Linked DNA regions of Mus musculus: region 1 is linked to region 2. A link is a loop called in an ENCODE intact Hi-C map of the cell type or tissue named here. Cell type or tissue: gastrocnemius. All regions are shown on one strand. Links, peaks and the distances in the headings refer to the core of each region. The heading gives the core; the rest is flanking DNA. Region 1 has its middle 16 kb from the start of Vmn1r188. Region 2 holds the start of Vmn1r223 (vomeronasal 1 receptor 223).

Evidence for each region. Hi-C counts contacts between places; a loop is a spot of excess contacts. Peaks named below come from ENCODE experiments on the same cell type or tissue, not always from the same donor. Only the 100,000 strongest peaks of a DNase experiment are listed, where the experiment ranks them.
Region 1: a loop joins it to region 2, with 12 times the contacts of the local background. A loop is called at or near these places in 9 of 42 quality-filtered maps.

The regions. Positions count from the first base shown.
Region 1 is chr13:22,067,431-22,076,213 of GRCm38, forward strand. No RefSeq gene overlaps it. Among named protein-coding and RNA genes, the nearest start is that of Vmn1r188, 16 kb to the right of the region's middle. In gastrocnemius, for the core only: no CTCF peak of the experiment used is centred there; no DNase peak of the experiment used is centred there.
Region 2 is chr13:23,244,079-23,252,861 of GRCm38, forward strand. It overlaps Vmn1r223 (vomeronasal 1 receptor 223), which reads left to right and starts at 5,160. Exons shown (of 1, transcript NM_001083311.1): 1 at 5,160-6,245. The coding sequence starts at 5,160. The coding sequence ends at 6,245. Gm33094 (a long non-coding RNA gene) reads right to left here. Exons shown (of 3, transcript XR_382122.2): 3 at 7,019-7,131. In gastrocnemius, for the core only: no CTCF peak of the experiment used is centred there; no DNase peak of the experiment used is centred there.

The DNA of each region.
Region 1 (8,783 bases), core at 3,704-6,203, 1.2 Mb before region 2:
GATAGAACATAGTTAATATTAAGTGATAATTTGGGGTTATCAGTGGGAAGGTAGATTCTAAAAGCATGGTGGGTAGGCAGCTGCCCAGCTATAGTGCTGCTTAATGAATATTAAAATATAAGACTGTGTGTGTGTTTTCCATTCAGGAACATAAATGGTCAAATGCAGGAAGGAACACTGTGCTGGGATTTATTAAGTATTTTTTACTAAAGTACTTTGTTGAAAGGTCTTTTTGTATCAAAAGCCTATGTCAGGAAGGTTCACATATCATAGCACTACTATCCTTGCAGAGACTCCTGGAAGCTTCACAATGCACTTAAGAAACAGAACAAATGACTGCATATGGAAGGGGTCATGGAGTGCTATGGACTTGACTTATAACCTACTCCCATAGGAATGATTTACTCCTAGACATTTCCATCAAGATCTTATGAAGAGTCACCTGATGAGCTGATTCCATTCCAAATAAGGTTCTACCTCCTCATTACTGACAGATGGGCATCACACTTCCAGTCCTAGACCTCCAAGGCACAGGTAAACCACACTGAAATCACAGAAGATGTTTAACAAGCATGTAAAGTTCAACATGTCTGAAACTTTATGTGCCTTCTCTATTTGACCATGGAATCCATTCCTCAAATCACTTACATTTAAAGACTTCTCAGCCAATTTACCTAGGATTTCAACCAAAATTCTCTCTCACATCCTAGTCTTCAGGAAACATTATTGGTACTATCTTCAATTATTGGAAATCCAACTAAATAATACTACCTGTTTAACTACTACCACCCAAATCCAAATTCCCATATTTTTATATCTGTAGAGATTGCTTGATCACATCCCACTTGACGTCATCCTGCTCTTGAATCTTTCTGTTCAGGAGAACCTGCTCTTGCATGGAATGTTGAGTTTGAGTTGCCACATTTTTTCTGTCTATCAAGCTACCCTTGCCCCAGGCTCATTCCAGATGTTTAGATATAGGGAACACTGACATAGAATTGCCACTGCCTGTTGTAAAGTTGCTCTAAAAAGCACATTCCACTAAGAGACTCTCAGTGGTCCTTTTGTTGCCTCTTCTTTCCTGTTGCATTTGTACCACTGTCTGAAGGCTCTCCTTGTCCTTGTCAGACTCTGCTCATACTCAGTGTGGAACTTGCACATTCAGTCTTTTTTGCACTAGCACAATTCTCTCATACTTTCCTCTAAAATTTCTTTATCCTGCCAATCACAGCCAACTTCAGCATCAAGAAGTGACTTTTAAATTATGTCACAATCTGCCATTCTTTTAGTGAAAGTTCTTCAGCGATCTCTTATTATTCTCATAGCCAATCCTACCCATGATGTATACTATTTGAATTTTTGTAGCATAGACCTGACCCAAATCTTATTTGCATGTCTTCCTTCTGTCAGAAGTTAAGAGTGTTCTTCAGCCAACATCCACATGCAACATACTACATTTCAGCTGAGTTTTTTCATTCATTACAGGATAGTATCTCTAGGCATAAAGCTATATAAAGCAAGAAGTTTTTCCACAGATACCACTTCAAAAGAAATCAAATGTCTGAATACACAATAATTTCTTCACTCAAAGAACCCTTGAATATATCCCAAATAAATGACAAGTTAGTGTGTAAAACAAAGGTACATATTTTATTCTTATGGGTATGGGTATGTGTTCCTAGTTATATAGATATCACATTCTCAGATTAACTAATGTTACAGTTATGTATGTACAGTTATGTACAGTTGATTTCAGTGCTGGTCCATGGTATTGAAAATATTAAGTATTAAGATACTCTGAGAGATATTCTGGGTATACTGGTTCATGTCTTTAACTCCAGAAATCTCTGTCAGTTTGAGGCCAGCCTGGTCTACATAGTGAGTTCCAGGATAGGCAAAACAATGAGTAATGTCTTGTCTGAAAAAAGTTAAACAAAATAAAATTAAATCAAATTTAAAAAGATATTCTGAGAAATATTTACCGTCGAGATTAAAGCTGAACTTCTTATTCCTTTAAAATATGACAGACTAGGTATCCTTTCCTCTACTATGTCTACTTAGTTATTTGCAAATTAAAATAAATCCATTGTGCAAATGGATGTAAAAAAAATGTGAAAAATAAAATAATCTGCCAAGATTTCTTGATTTCTCAAACCAGGTCTTAGAGTTTCTAGTTCAGATTTTATATAAAACAAAACAAATGTACTACAAAAGCCTGGATTACCTTAATGGTTTGATATGTTAGAACACTAGGCACAGTAAAATCACAGTGAAGAGGAGAACTGAGGACTTTACTGGGCCTTTGAGCCTGTGAACATTACCAGTCAGGGTAGTCTCACCATAGCTGTCATGCAGACCCCACAAGAACTCAAATGCCAGCCCAGGCTACTATACCCAGCAAAACTCTCAATTACCATAGACAAAGAAACCAAGATATTCCATGACAAAACCAAATTTACAAAATATCTTTCCACAAATCCAGCCCTGCAAGAAATAATAAATGAAAAACACCAACACAAGGAGAGAAACTACACCCTAGAAAAAAGCAAGAAAGTAGTCTTTCAACAAATCAAAAAGAAGATAGCCACACAAACATAATTCCACCGCTAACAACAAAAATAACAGTAAGTAACAATCACATTTCCTTAATATCTCTTAACATCAATGGACTCAATTCCCCAATAAAAAGACATAGACTAACAGACTGGATACGAAAGCAGGACGTAGCATTTTACTGCATACAGGAAACACACTTCAATGACAAAGACAGACACTATCTCAGAGTAAAAGGTTGGAAAAAAAATGTTTTCCAAGCAAGTGGTCCCAAGAAACAAGCTGGTGTAGCCATTCTAATATAGAATAAAATCAACTTTCAACTAAAAGTTATCAAAAACGATAAGGACGGATACTTCATACTGGTCAAAGGAGAAATCTACCAAGATAAACTCTCAAATTGGAACATCTATGCTCCAAATGCAAAGACCTCCACATTCATAAAAGAAACTTTACTAAAGCTCAAAGCACTCATCACACCCCAAGCAATAATAGTAGGAGACTTCAACATCCCACTCTCAGCAATAAACAGATCATGAAAACAGAAACTAAACAGATACAGTAATACTAACAGAAGTTACGAACCAAATGGATTTAACAGATATATATAGAACATTTCATCCTAAAGCAAAAGAATATACCTTCTTCTCAGCACCTCATGGTACCTTCTTCAAAATTGACCATATAATCAGTCACAAAACAGGCCTCAACAGATACAAGAAGATTAAACTAATTCCATGCACCTTATCATAACTTAAAACTAAGGCTGGTCTTAAATATCAACAAAAACAATGGAAAGCATACATACACATAGAAGCTGCACAATGCTCTACTCAATGAAAACTTGGTCTTGGAAGAAATAAAGAAAAAAATTAAAGGCTTTATAGAATTTAATGAAAATGAAGACACATCATACTAAAACTTACGGGACACAATGAAAGCAGTGCTAAGAGAAAAACTCATAGCTCTAAGTGCCTCCAAAAAGTAACTGGAGAGAGCCTACCCTAGCAGCTTGACAGCACACCTGAAAGCTCTAGAACAAAAAGAAGCAAATACACCCAAGAGCAGTAGACATCTGGAAATAATAAAACTCAGGGCTGAAATCAACCAAAAAAGAAACAAAAAGAACTATACAAAGAATCAACAAAACCAGGAACTGGTTCTTTGAGAAAATCAACAAAATAGATAAACCCTTAGCCAGACTAACCAGAAGGCACAGAGACAGTATCCAAATTAATAAAATCAGAAATGAAAAGGGAGACATAAAAACAAAATATATTTTAAAATAATTATTCTGTTTGCTGAATATTAAGTTAAACTATTAAAATCATGTTCTACAAACCAAAAAAAAAAGTTCAATATTGTTAGTCATCAGAAAAATACAGATCAAAACGACTCTGAGACTCCATCTTATACACATCAGAAAGGCTAAGAAAAAATAAATAAATAAGTAAATAAACCTCAAGTGGCAGGACATGCTGGCAAGAATGTGCAGCAAGGGGAGCACTCCTCCACTGCTGGTAGGAGTGTAAATTTGTATAAAAACTTTGGAAATAAATTAGGAAGTTTCTCGGAACTTTGGGAATAGATCATCCTCAAGACCCATCTATGCCATTCCTGGGCATATACCCAAAAGATCCTCCACGATACCACAAGGACACATGCTCAACTATCTTTATAGCAACTGTATTCATAATAGACAGAAACTGGAAACAACCTAGATGTCGATCAATTGAAGAATAGATAAAAATCAGGTGATTCATTTATACATGGAATACTCTCAGCTACTAAAAACAAAGTCACCATAAATTTGGCAGACAAATTGATGAAACTATAAAATACCATCCTGAGTTTGAAGAAACAAAAAGCAGCCAGCACTCACCTCCGTGTTAGCCCTAGCACTGAGTTTAGCACTCCCCTCCTCATTAGCCCAGGACACCAAGTTAAACTGCCAGCACTCCCCACTGGTGCAGCTGTCTCCTGTCTTTGAAGGAGGCAGAAAATTCAATGTCCTTAAAGTGATAAGGACCCAACTCTTAAGCTATGAGAAAGAGACAACCAGAGTTCCCAGACAGCTGTGACCAGCTTGTAAGAATGCACTAGTCACTGATATCAGAATGAGTTACTCCTTCCCAGGTCAAAAAGGACCCTTTCCAGATGTATGGTTCATCCTTGCTGTCTGAACAAAAGTTATCAATTTGAAGGATAGCATTTCTTTACCCCTTACCTAACCATGTAATGCCAAGGTTCAAAAGCCCCAGCTTGTGCATTTTCCCTATATAATCACCAAGCCCGGGGGTCACATTTCTAACCTGCTGAGCAGGGAGGTTCCAGACTCTTGTGTGCTTACACTAGTGGTCCCTGGCAGTCTCCTGGGGTTCTCACAAACTGGGCATAACAAGTGAGGTAACCCAGACCCATGGTATGTTCTCACTTGTAAGTGGATATTAGCCATAAACTACAGGATAACTCTAGTACAATCCATAGACAAAAGAAGCTAAATAATAAGAATGGCCTAAGGGAAAATGCTTGAGTCTCACTTAGTGGGGAAATAAAATAGTCATCAGAGGAAAGGAAGTAGTTGGAAGAGGTGGTGAGGATAGTAACATGGATTGAATCACAAAAGAACTCATAGACACCGTGGAGGCACACACAAGACCTGCATGGATTTACGTTAGATAGAGTATCAGTACTGAGAGAAGTAGAGGTTGTAGCAGTAACCAAGAAACTATTTTCATTTAATATCTGCTGTAAATGGGGCAATCAGTTTTCTATAACAATTGTCACTGGGTGACCTCAGCCATGCTCCAGGGAAACTCCATGGTTGTTGTTGTTTAGACTTTCTTTTTTCAGATCTTTTGTTTTATTTTGTGGGGCAGAGAGCATAAGACAGCAAACTTAAAGTTGGGTGGGTAGAGGGATGTGGAGAATGTGGAAAGTGTTGGGGGAAGGAAATGTATTGTATTATCAAAATGTATTGTATGGAAAAAACTGAAGTAAGAAAAAGAAAATAACATCAGACAAACTTAAATCACTTAAGTTATCTGTAAAGGCATTCTAAGCAGTGCTAAGAGCACAGAAGAATCTACCAGATATCTTCTCATCTCTTTGTCCTAAACATGACAGTGCAGACAGCCCCTGGCTATAGTACTCGATAATCTATTATTATTACTAAATAATATGCTTAAAAATTATTCAGAGAGTGATCACTTTGGATTGTCAGAAATTTCTTTCAAAGTAGTTCTTGGTTTACTGGGTACATGGAGAGAAAGAGGCAACACTGTAGTTAAGCCCAAAGGCCCAGAACCCTTCAGGCCCTGATCATCACCCTTCTTACTCACAGACACTGTAATTGGAATCATAAAGTTTCTGGGTTCAGCAAATGACAGAGCACCAGAGAGAAGGCAGAGATGGCCTCAGGGGTGGAGACAGAAGAGTCTTTTCCCTTGATGAAGCCAAACTCCTGGTGGTGACATCCTGACACCTTGCTTGAACACAAGGACTTGAGGTTGATAAACAGGGCCTGGCTGTGCTGTGAGGACACCCACACTGAGCCCTACACAGACTGCACAGGTAAGTGCTGCCATGTCATGGGAGATGGGGCTGCATTTGGTTGTCAAGAGCCATAATGGGACAAGCTAATAACTAACAGGTGATCATCCTGAAGTGGCCTGCCTCGGATTGTTATATAATCTGCAACAGGTGAGCCCTCATTAAGCAAGGCTGTGAGGGACTAATTTTAGAAAAGATTCCTGCTATCAATATGCTTTTCCTGCTATTATTAAACATATATGACATTCACTAAGTAGGAGCACAACCCTCTGGAGAAGATCTCTGCACATCCACAAAGATATACTATGCTACAGTGATGCTATATAAACAAATAGATGACTTAAGTCTTAATGATGATCCTATAAGAATTCCTAAAATTATATCTATGATTATTAAACTCTTTTATAATGGGACTGCTATTAGGTACTTTTCTGATAGTCAAAGCTGCAATGAGAACTCTGCCAGTTTCTCATGTTGAAAGTATAACAAAGTAAAAACAGAATTCTAGGCCTTTAGGCCCAGGCTTGGGAATGTGGCCTTTGTAAAGGTATGCTAATCATAAAACATAGCAACATTCCTCTACCCACCTGCTTCCTGGGTTCAAAGAGTGCTCATTCAAAGAAAGTCACCCTGACCATTGCTGGAACCCGCTGTGCAAATGTGCTTTTTTTAGGAGCTCTTAGAAACTGTTTTGAGAAATAACCCTCACAATTACCAGGTATTCCTCGTGTCTCTTGTAACTTTGTACTTCCTTGTGACTCTTAACTGGTATTTTTGGTATTTTCCAACAACGCCCTTCCCACCTCCTTGAGTTGTGGTTTCTTCCTTTAAATACCCCCTTACTCAGCTACTCGGGGCGTCAAGGTCCTCTACCCCTGCGTGGTGTATGACCGTGGGCCCGAGAGCGCTCTTAAATAAAAATCCTCTTGCAGTTTGCAGCAAGACCCGTTTCTTGTGGGTGATTTTGGGGTGTCGCCTCTCTTGAGTCAGAACGTGGGGGAGTCCTCACGTTGTGGGTCTTTCTATGTGTCACCAGTTAATTGCTCTTAGATGGTAACCAGACATTTTCCTACGCAGAGCACATTCCAGGAGGTTGTAAAACAACTAACCAAAGGTCATTAAAAGGGGACTAACGATTTTCTATAGGTGTTAGGACAGAAGATAAAATATTGACTGAGTTTATCTATACAAACTTCACTAATAACTTAGTTATGGTTTTAACCCTTCAGTGAACCTGTGGAGCTGAGACAGGTGATGGATGTTTAGCCAGATAATTACTCCTAGTGGATATGCATGTAAACATTCACTGTTGTAAACTTCTATTTCAATTTATGATTTGATTTTTTGTGTGAACTTGTGATGAACTTTGTAACATATGATCATGTATTCTGAAAGATGTATAAGTACTGAGGACAAAGAGATCACGGCGAGCTAAGATCAATAGAGGAGACTTTTTTGCCTTTCCCGACTTAGACTAGAATCTTTTCCCTTTCCCCACTTAGAGAATTCCTCCCTTTACCCACTTAGGATCTTTCCACTTTCCCCCTTAGATAGCTTTCAAAGGAAACTTTTTACAATTTGGTAATAAACTCTATAATCACTTCTCTAAGTGTCTTCTCTTCCTGAGACTTCCAACTCGCATGCTGAAAGATAGAGCCCAGTAGTTCCTGCTGAGATAGAACAAAGGCTGCATTGCTTAATCCTCCCCTGTTAGGCTGCAGATGTTAATCGCCTAAACCAGCAGTCTTTTACTCTCAGAAAGAACAAAAAAGTTTTTAGGACCTTTTAGAAGTTATCATCAACATTTCAGTATAATTAGAGAGCTAGGAAGCTCCAAGACCCTCAGACTTTAAAGCCATCACTAGAGTCCTACTCTGTCACTCCACCACTACCCTGGCCCAGGCTGGGAGTCTCCCTGCATTTGACCTTGAAAGAAATCTGTAGAGGGCTGACTTGTGGGAGAGAAGGATGTGGGCTCCTGTCACTCTGAGCAGGGACAGTGGCAGGATTCAGGGAGAAGATGGTCTATCATTTCCTAAGTGCAATCCAGAATTGTCTCAGTGTCCACAAGGACAGTGTGTGTGGTCACTGTGCGTGATCTGCTCCTTACACAGGACAAGCAGGGGTAGGAGACAGAGGCACCTGCCGTGCAGCCTGGAGTAGGAAGCTCTTGCTCCGACTGCTTCTCTTAGCTGTATAACTTCTGGCGACTTCAGTCTTCTGTGCATGGAGCACTCTTTCTTTCTTTATGGTGATTTCATTTATTGTAATTTCTCCTTTTCTAGATCAAATGTAAACCATGGAATATGAGAATTGCAGATAAAACAGACATGAGGCTAAATACTGATAGTAACATCTGATTTTAGAAAATGGATTTTTAGTGCGAAGTAGGAACTTCACAAGGTACTACTATTCCTGTCAGTTCATTGACTCCCTAAATTATACCTGTATTACATAAAAGCATACTTTACATGTGAAAAGTACTTTTTAAAGAAGCCAAATAAGTATGCTCAAGGTGATGAACATATGAATTGGAAAGCCAGAATTTAAGTCTACATTGGGTGGTCACAAAGGATGTTCTTGTGAATACTGAGCTTTCTATTTCTAAAACTTTGGCATCCACACGTCATTTGAATCCCTCATTTAACTGGTTGAACAGATTAAACTGATTGAGTTTA
Region 2 (8,783 bases), core at 2,276-4,775:
AAACAAACAGTGAAACTAACCGAAATTATGAACCAACTGGATCTATCAGATATTTATAGAACATTTCATCCTAAAACAAAAGAATACACCTTCTTCTCAGCACCTCATGGTACCTTCTCCAAAACTGACCATATAATCAGTCACAAAACAGGTCTCAAGAGATACAAGAAGATTAAAATAATTCCATACACCCTATCATACCACCATGGACTAAGGCTGGTCTTAAATACCAACAAAAACAATGGAAAGCACACATACATGTGGAAGCTGAACAACACTCTACTCAATGATAACATGGTCAAGGAAGAAATAAAGAAAAAATTAAAGGCTTTTTAGAATTTAATGGAAATAAACACATACAATACCAAAACTTATGCGACACAATGAAAGTAGGGATAAGAGGAAAATTCATAGCTCTAAGTGCCTCCAAAAAGTAACTGAAGAGAGCTTACACTAGCAGCTTGACAGCACACCTGAAAGCTCTAGAACAAAAAGAAGCAAATACACCCAAGAGGAGTAGAGGGCAGAAAATAAACTCAGGGCTGAAATCAGCCAAATAGAAACAAAAAGAACTATACAAAGAATCAACCAAACCAGGAGCTAGTCCTTTGAGAAAAATCAACAAGCTAGATAAACCCTTAGCCAGACTAACCAGAGGGTACAGAGACCATATCCAAATTAATAAAATCAGAAATAGAAAGGGAGACATAACAACAAAATATATCTTAAAATAATTATTCTGTTTGTTGAATATTAACAGTTAAAATATTAAAATCCTGTTCTACAAACAAAAATAAAGTTCAAATAAAGTTCAACATTCTTAGCCATCAGGAAAATGCAAATCAAAATGACTCTGAGACTCCATCTTATACACATCAGAAAGGCTAAGATAAAAAATAAAAAATAAAAAACCTTCAAGTGACAGCACATGCTGGCAAGGATAACGAGCAAGGGGAACACTCCTCCATTGCTGTAGGAGTATAAATTTGTATAAAACTGTGAAAATAAATTAGGAAGTTTCTCAGAATTTTGGGAATAGATCCTCCTCAAGACCCAGCTATACCACTCCTGGGCATATACCCAAAAGATCCTCCATGATACCACAAGGACACGTGCTCAACTATGTTTATAGCAACTGTATTCATAATAGACAGAAACTGGAAACAACCTAGATGTCGATCAACTAAAGAGTAGATAAAAAATAATGCGGTTCATTAATACATGGAATACTCTTAGCTACTAAAAACGACAACACCATGAATTTGGCAGACAAGTTGATGGGACTATAAAATATCATCCTGAGTTTGAAGAAACAAAAAGCAGCCAGCACTTGCCTCTGTGTTAGCCCTGGCGCTGAGTTTAGCACTCCCCGCCGCACGCGCACGCGCGCGCACGCACACACACACACACACACACACACACACACACCCCAAGTTAAATTGCTAGCACTCCCCCCTGGTGCAGCTGTCTCCTGTCTTTGAAGGAGGCAGAAAATTCAATGTCCTTAAAGTGATAAGGCCCCCACTCTTAAGCTATGAAAAAGAGACAACCAGTGTTCCCAGACAGCTGTGACCAGCTTGTAAGAATGCACTAGTCACTGGTATCAGAATGAGTTACTCCTTCCCAGGTCAAAAAGGACCCTTTCCAGATGTATGGTCCATCCTTGCTGTCTGAACAAAAGTTATCAATTTGAAGGATAGCATTTCTTTACCCCTTACCTAACCATGTAATGCCAAGGTTCAAAAGCCCCAGCTTGTGCATTTTCCCTATATAATCACCAAGCCCGGGGGTCACATTTCTAACCTGCTGAGCAGGGAGAGTTGCATCTATGTGCTTGCACCAGTGGTCCCTGAGAGTCTCCTGGGGTTCTCACAAACTGGGCATATCGAGTGAGGTAACCCAGACCCATGCTATGTTCTCACTTGTAAGTGGATATTAGCCATAAAGTACAGGATAACTCTGGTACAATTCTTAGACAAAAGCAGCTAAGTAATAAGGACGACCTAAAGGAAAATGCTTGAATCTCACTTAGAAAGGAAATAAAATAGTCATCAGAGGAAGGGAAGTAGTTGGAAGAGGGGGTGAGGATAGTAACATGGATTGATGCACAAAAGAACTCATAGACACCATGGAAGCACACACAAGACCTGCACGAGTTTAAGATAGATAGAGTACCAGTACTGAGAGAGAGAAGTAGAGGTTGTAACAGTAATCAAGAAACTATTTTCAATTAATATCTGTTATAAATGGGACAATCAGTTTTCTACAACAATTGTCACTGGGTGACCTCAGCCATGCTCCAGGGAAACTCCAGGTTTTTGTTCCTGTTTCTGTTGTTGTTGTTGTTGTTGTTGTTTAGACTTTCTTTTTCAGATCTTTTGTTTTATTTTGTGGGGCAGAGAGCATAAGATGGCAAACTTAAAGTTGGGTGGGTAGAGGGATGTGGAGAATGTGGGATGTGTTGGGGGAAGGAAATGACATTATCAAAATCTATTGTATGGAAAAAAACTGAAGTAAGAAAAAGAAAATAACATCAGACAAACTTAAACCACTTAAGTTATCTGTAAAGGTATTCTAAGCAGTGCTAAGAGCACAGAAGCTACCAGAGTCTCCTCATCTCTTTGTCCTAAACATGACACTGCAGACAGCCCCTGGCTGTATACGCGATAATCTATTATTATTACTAAATAAATGCTTAAAAATTATTCAGAAAGTGATCACTTTGGATTGTCAGAAATTTCTTTCAAAGCAGTTCTTGGTTTACTGGGTACATGGAGGGAAAGAGGCAAGACTGTAGTTAAGTCCAAAGGCCCAGAACCCCTCAGGCCCTGATCATCACCCTTCTCCTTACTCACAGACACTGTAATTGGAATCATAAAGTTTCTGGGTTCAGCAAATGACAGAGCACCAGGGAGAAGGCAGAGATGGCCTCAGGGGTGGAGACAGAAGAGTCTATTCCCCTGACAAGGCCAAACTCCTGGTGGTGACATCCTGTCACCTTGCTTGAGCACAAGGACTTGAGGTTGATAAACAAGGCCTGGCTGTGCTGTGAGGACACCGATCCTGAGCCCTGCACAGACTTCACAGGTGAGTGCTGCCATGTCATGGGAGATGGGGCTGCATTTGACCTTGATAGAAATCTGTGGAGGGCTGATGTGTGGGAGAGAAGGATGTGGGCTCCTTGTCACTCTGAGAGGGGACAGTGGCAGGATTCAGGGAGAAGATGGTCTATCATTTCCTAAGTGCGATCCAGAATTGTCTCAGTGTCCACAAGGACAGTCCCAGCTCCTTACACAGGACAGGCAGGGGTAGGAGACAGAGGCACCTGCAGTGCAGCTTGGAGTAGGAAGCTCTTGCTTCAGCTTCTCTTAGCTGTGTAACTTCTGGTGACTTCAGTCTTCTGTGCATGGAACATTCTTTCTTTCTTTATGGTGATTTCATTTATTGTAATTTCTCCTTTTCTAGATCAAATGTAAACCATCGAGTATGAGAATTGCGGATAAAACAGTCATGAGGCTAAATACTGGTAGTAACATCTGATTTTAGAAAATGCATTTTTAGTGCATAGTGGGAACCTCACAAGGTACTATTGCTATCAGTTCATTGACTCCCTAAATGATACCTGTATTACATAAAAGCATACTTTACATATGAAAAGTACTTTTTAAAGAAGCCAAATAAGTATGCTCAAGGTGATGAACATATGAATTGGAAAGCCAGAATTTAAGTCTGCATTGGGTGGTCACAAAGGATGTTCTTGTGAATACTGAGCTTTCTATTTCTAAAACTTTGGTATCCATCAACATTCTGGACTATGTATAGCATCCACACATCATTTGAATCCCTCATTTAACTGGTTGAACTGATTGACTCTAACATGGTAAAAGTAAGAAGTTTGTGGAAGCCAATTAAAAATGTACACATGTGGACTGAAGAGCAGGCTCTGTGGTAAGAGCTCGCACTGGTCTTGCAGAGTCCCTTGAGTAAATTATCAGCTCAGACAGGAGCTATCAACCATGTGCAACTCCTGGTTCAGGGAGCCAAGGCTGTATTCTGGCCTCTGCAAGCACCAGGTACACAGTGGTCATTAGAAATACGTGCACATAAGATGTCCATACACACAACAATGACTAAATTTAACATAAACAAAATATAAAATAATTGTTTCTCTGACATTTCCTTGAATTGAAGTAAATGAATAATTTTCCTAGTCCAGAAATGGCACTATTCAGGAATCAAAGACATCTTCCTTATTTCAATACCTATTACTGCCAGTGTTACATTGCTCAGGAGTAGATGAAAGTGATTCACAGATAAATTTGGTGAGCAGCAGGGAATGCTAAAAAGTAGCAGACAAATACACTTAAGGTCCCCACGTAAAACTATGATTTATGAAAATGGAGCCAAAATGAATACATTTAAGCTTTAATCCTTATCTCTAACTTTAAACAGAATGAGAAACAGATGCCATGTGTAAAATTACCCAAATCAATATGAGGTATTAAGTTGTTTGTCACTTATAGGGTATCACATCACTGACTGACAAAATCACCGATTTCATGAACCTTAGAAATCAAAGTGATAGGAAGTGCCTCAGTTTGGAGTCCAGAGGAACAATGCCTAAGCTGAGAGCTGGGATTTGATGTTTCCTTGGAAGAAGGTTCTTAGGAAATAGTCACGAAAAGCCTATAAGTAGTGGGGGTGTGGTACCTTTAATATGCTCTCATCCATAAGATGATAGTAAATAAAAATTAATTAAACCATCCCACTCAAGAAGAGGATATGGACTAACTACTGCCCTATCTAATTAATCTGTGTTATTTATTGCCAAGGTCAATTCAGAGTTGGAGACAAAGAAAAGCCACATGACTTTCCCTGGGAAGCAACCCATTGTGGCAAGGATTAGACTTTAGAAGAGCTGCAATTTGTTATTAGCTCAATCTTTTCTTGAAGGATGAGTGTATACGGGATGGCAAAAGGGATCTAAGAAGGGAAGACTCTAAGTTGATGCTCAACGCCGTTGCTTAGAAGCTTGGTGATGCTATCCTTTGTCTGGATTTCTCATGGGAAAGGTTTAGAGATGGAGGATGTAAAGAACTCCTGTGAAGGTTGAGAAGGCATCAGCACGGTGCTCACATCCAATTGTCATCATCATCTCCATGTCAATGGAACAAAGAACAGAAGGTCCAAGAATAAAAGCAGGTATCTGTAAGCAAAAAAATCTGTGCATTTACATAATACACTGTTCATTCCACGGAAGAAAACAGAAAACCCACAGACATGAACTAGATCATGCTTACTTCCTTGTGTTTCTCAGGTTTTTCCTAGCTTTAGCCATGAAGATAATTTGGAGTGACCTCATCCAGAAAATAATTTTCATTTCACTTATTGGACTTGGAGTTTTAGGAAACATCATCTTATTTGTGAGACATTTATATACTTTCATCATGGGTCCTGAGAACAAAAATATAGATGTTATTCTCATCCACTTGGCTTTTGTAAACACAATCATTATTTATTGCATAGGGGTCAGAGACATAGCCACAATTTTTTACATCAGAAACTTCCTAGGTGATGTTGGTTGTAAAACTATAATTTATCTAGAAAGGGTTGCCCGTGGCCTCTCCATCTGCACCACCTGTCTCCTCAGCATGGTTCAGGCTGTCACCATCAGTCCCAGGACCACACTGTGGAGAAAGCTCAAACCACAGACAGCATGGCATGTTATTGCCTTTCTCCTCCTCTTTTGGATCTTTAATTCCCTCATAAGCTCCAATTTGCTGCACTATATCACAGTAGGCAGTAGCATGAACAGTTCTGAAGTTGGAATGTTTACTGGATATTGTTATATGCTACCATCCAGGCACACAGTTAAGTGGCTGTTCCTCTCTCTCATGACTCTCCGTGATGTCATTTTCCAGGGTCTCATGGGCTGGAGCAGTGGGTCCATGGCTCTCCATCTGTATAAGCATCACAAGCGTGTCCTCTATCTTTACAGCTCCAGGTCTGCAAACAATTCTAGGCCAGAAATCAGAGCTACCCAGAGGGTTCTCACTCTCATGACCTGTTTCCTTTTCTTTTATTTGGCAGATTTTATTTTCTCCTTATACACAGGTTCCACAGTGACACATGATTCCACAATACTAAATATTAAAGCATTTTTAGTACTTAATTATGCTGGTCTCAGCCCCTTTGTCCTGATCACTGGGAATGTCCATGATGCTAAGCCCTGCTGTGTCCCCTGAGAAATAAGAAATTCCTTTCATACCTAGTTCTTTATAAAGTAAAGCTATATACACTTGGATGGCTTTGCCTTTTTATTCTAATGTATCACACCAATAAATTTGAGATTGTATATATTTTTTTTTAATAGAGAGCTTTGTCTTAGAAAATTGAAGACTGGTTCAGGCTCTAGGAAGTGGGCAGGGATGCTCACACTCCTACCATCCCACCATTCCTATCATGCAGTTTAGCTTGCTGCATCATTCATCAGGAAATACAGGAGAGCATGCAGTCAACTGGAATTAGAATTTTATTTTTCTACAGGTTTCTTACCCACAGGTTTATTCTGTCTTCTTGTTCCATCTAATGTACTTCCTTGATCACCAACTCCTCTATTTACAAAGCACTTGCTATGTAGCAGAGGCTGTTCTAATGAGCAGGAGAGCAAGTGAAGAAGAGGAATGCCAGGAAGCATCCTTTATCTGAAGGTCTCTTATAAAGTGGAGATGACCAGGGAGAGAAGCTAATTAATTGCAGCTACTAAGTGCTTGGCATTGCTGTACCAAGCACTAAAGAACTGGTAAGAACAAACATTGTAAGTCAATTCCAAACACATCAAAACATTGATATGTGGTCGTGAAATATATAGGGAAGCATGGAGAAATATCATCTTTTAGACAATGCCATCGCAGTTTGGAATACAAGCTCTACTTAAGACCTTCACTCCAGTACACAATGATGTATAAAAACACCTCAGGAGCATTGTGCCCCAGCTACTGGTTCTCAATCATTAGGGCTTACACAGACAATGGGGCATTTTCTAGCTCACCTTGCCCCTTGCATGCCAGCCACATACTCAGAATTTAGATATCCAACCTCCTGATAGCTGCTCAGGCTCCTGGGGTTCAGCTGTGGACATAAGGACAGCAGTTTCAGCCCCTATGTTCTGATCAGCAGAGATGTCCATGTTCTTAATGTCTTGCATGGTCACTGAGAAGTGTAGGAATTACATTGTATAGCTATTCTCAATGAGCTAAAGGCATGTACATTATAAACAGATTTTACATGAATATTAGAGGTGGGAAACACAATGTTTGCTTTGTAGCATAGGCTGACCTGGAAGTTGCACAAGTTGATCTTGAGTTGCATCAGCACCCCAAATACTGGAATAACAAGCCTCCCCCATCAAATTGCCATTTGCCTTGGTATTACAATGCATTGCAACATTGAATTATATATTATAAAACTAGATTTCCTTTTCTTAAGAAGTCTGGCACTATGTAATCTTAGGATTTGTTCAAGATTTCTAGGCAGGTGGAAAGTGGATTCTTACTACCTTCCCATTCCAAAATCCCTGTCATGTGGCTTTTAGCTTATGGTTAGAACTGGGTAAAATACTGGAGGTAAGGCCTCTATCAGAAATTAGTATTTCATTTTTCTCCAGAGCCATATTGGAAAGCAAGATAAGGTAGGTAGAGGTGGGAAGATGGCCCTTATCTGAGGTGAGCTTGCAGGGCCAAGTGAAGACAACAGTGAGACTAACAAAGTCACCACAACCAAGCAAATTTGATCAATAATTGTTTGGTGTTGCTAAGTTTCAAAATCAAAGAAAACTGGTGTGGATGCTGTGGGGAAATTATAACACAGTTAGACCTTAAAGTACCACCACAAGAATCTCTAGCAAACGGGCTCTCAAATGACGCCATCATATGTCTGGAGACAAAGCCTCACTAGCACACAGATGAGTAAATAACTCACTGACAGACTATTTACACTGGAGCTCCCACCGATCTTCCAGTCACTTACTATGACCTGTTCTGAACATCCCAGTGTTCTTGAGATCTCCCCTCCTCTCCTCCCTGGAATCCTATCATCCCTAAGGCCACCCTGGTGCAGCCTGTTGAGCTGCAGACAAGGGGACTGCAGTGCTGAGGGCCTTGAGGGGATCACTTAGTAGACCCCAGTTGGCACAGCCTGGGCAAGCAGCAGGACATTGGAGGCCCTGATAACTCCAAGGCCTCAGGTTTGAAAGAATCTGGAGGATCCAGAAAGTGTCCAGACCCCGCATCCTCAAGACACTGCACTGCAGTCATCCCAGGGAGGCTTCTGACTGCTCTTAGTTGTGTGAGTGCCCCTCCTAAAGGGATGCAGGGCCATGGAGGGCTGTTCACCAAAGCTTCCCATCAGCTCACTGCAGTTTCTCCGCAGGATAAACAGCAAAACTCAAATAGACTTTGCTGAGAGTGAGGTCGAATTGCTATCTGCAGCTGAGCTGTGCCTGGAGGGGACCCAAGGCTGCCTGAACTCCTTCCCTGGTCCAAGAGTAAAACTCAGCAGACTAAACCAAGAGATAGGCCAGGCTGTGCGTCTCTGAAATACTGCTCTTTGCTAAGATAAACTAGTTTCATAATGCTTTATAATATAAATTTAAGGTCACTATTGTGGTTAGGCTCTTGCGGGGAAGCCCTGTCCGTTCTGGAACTAACTGTGGAGACCAGACTAGCCTCTAACTCACAGAGATCTTTCTGCCTCTGCCTCCTAGAGTGTGGGATTAAAGATGT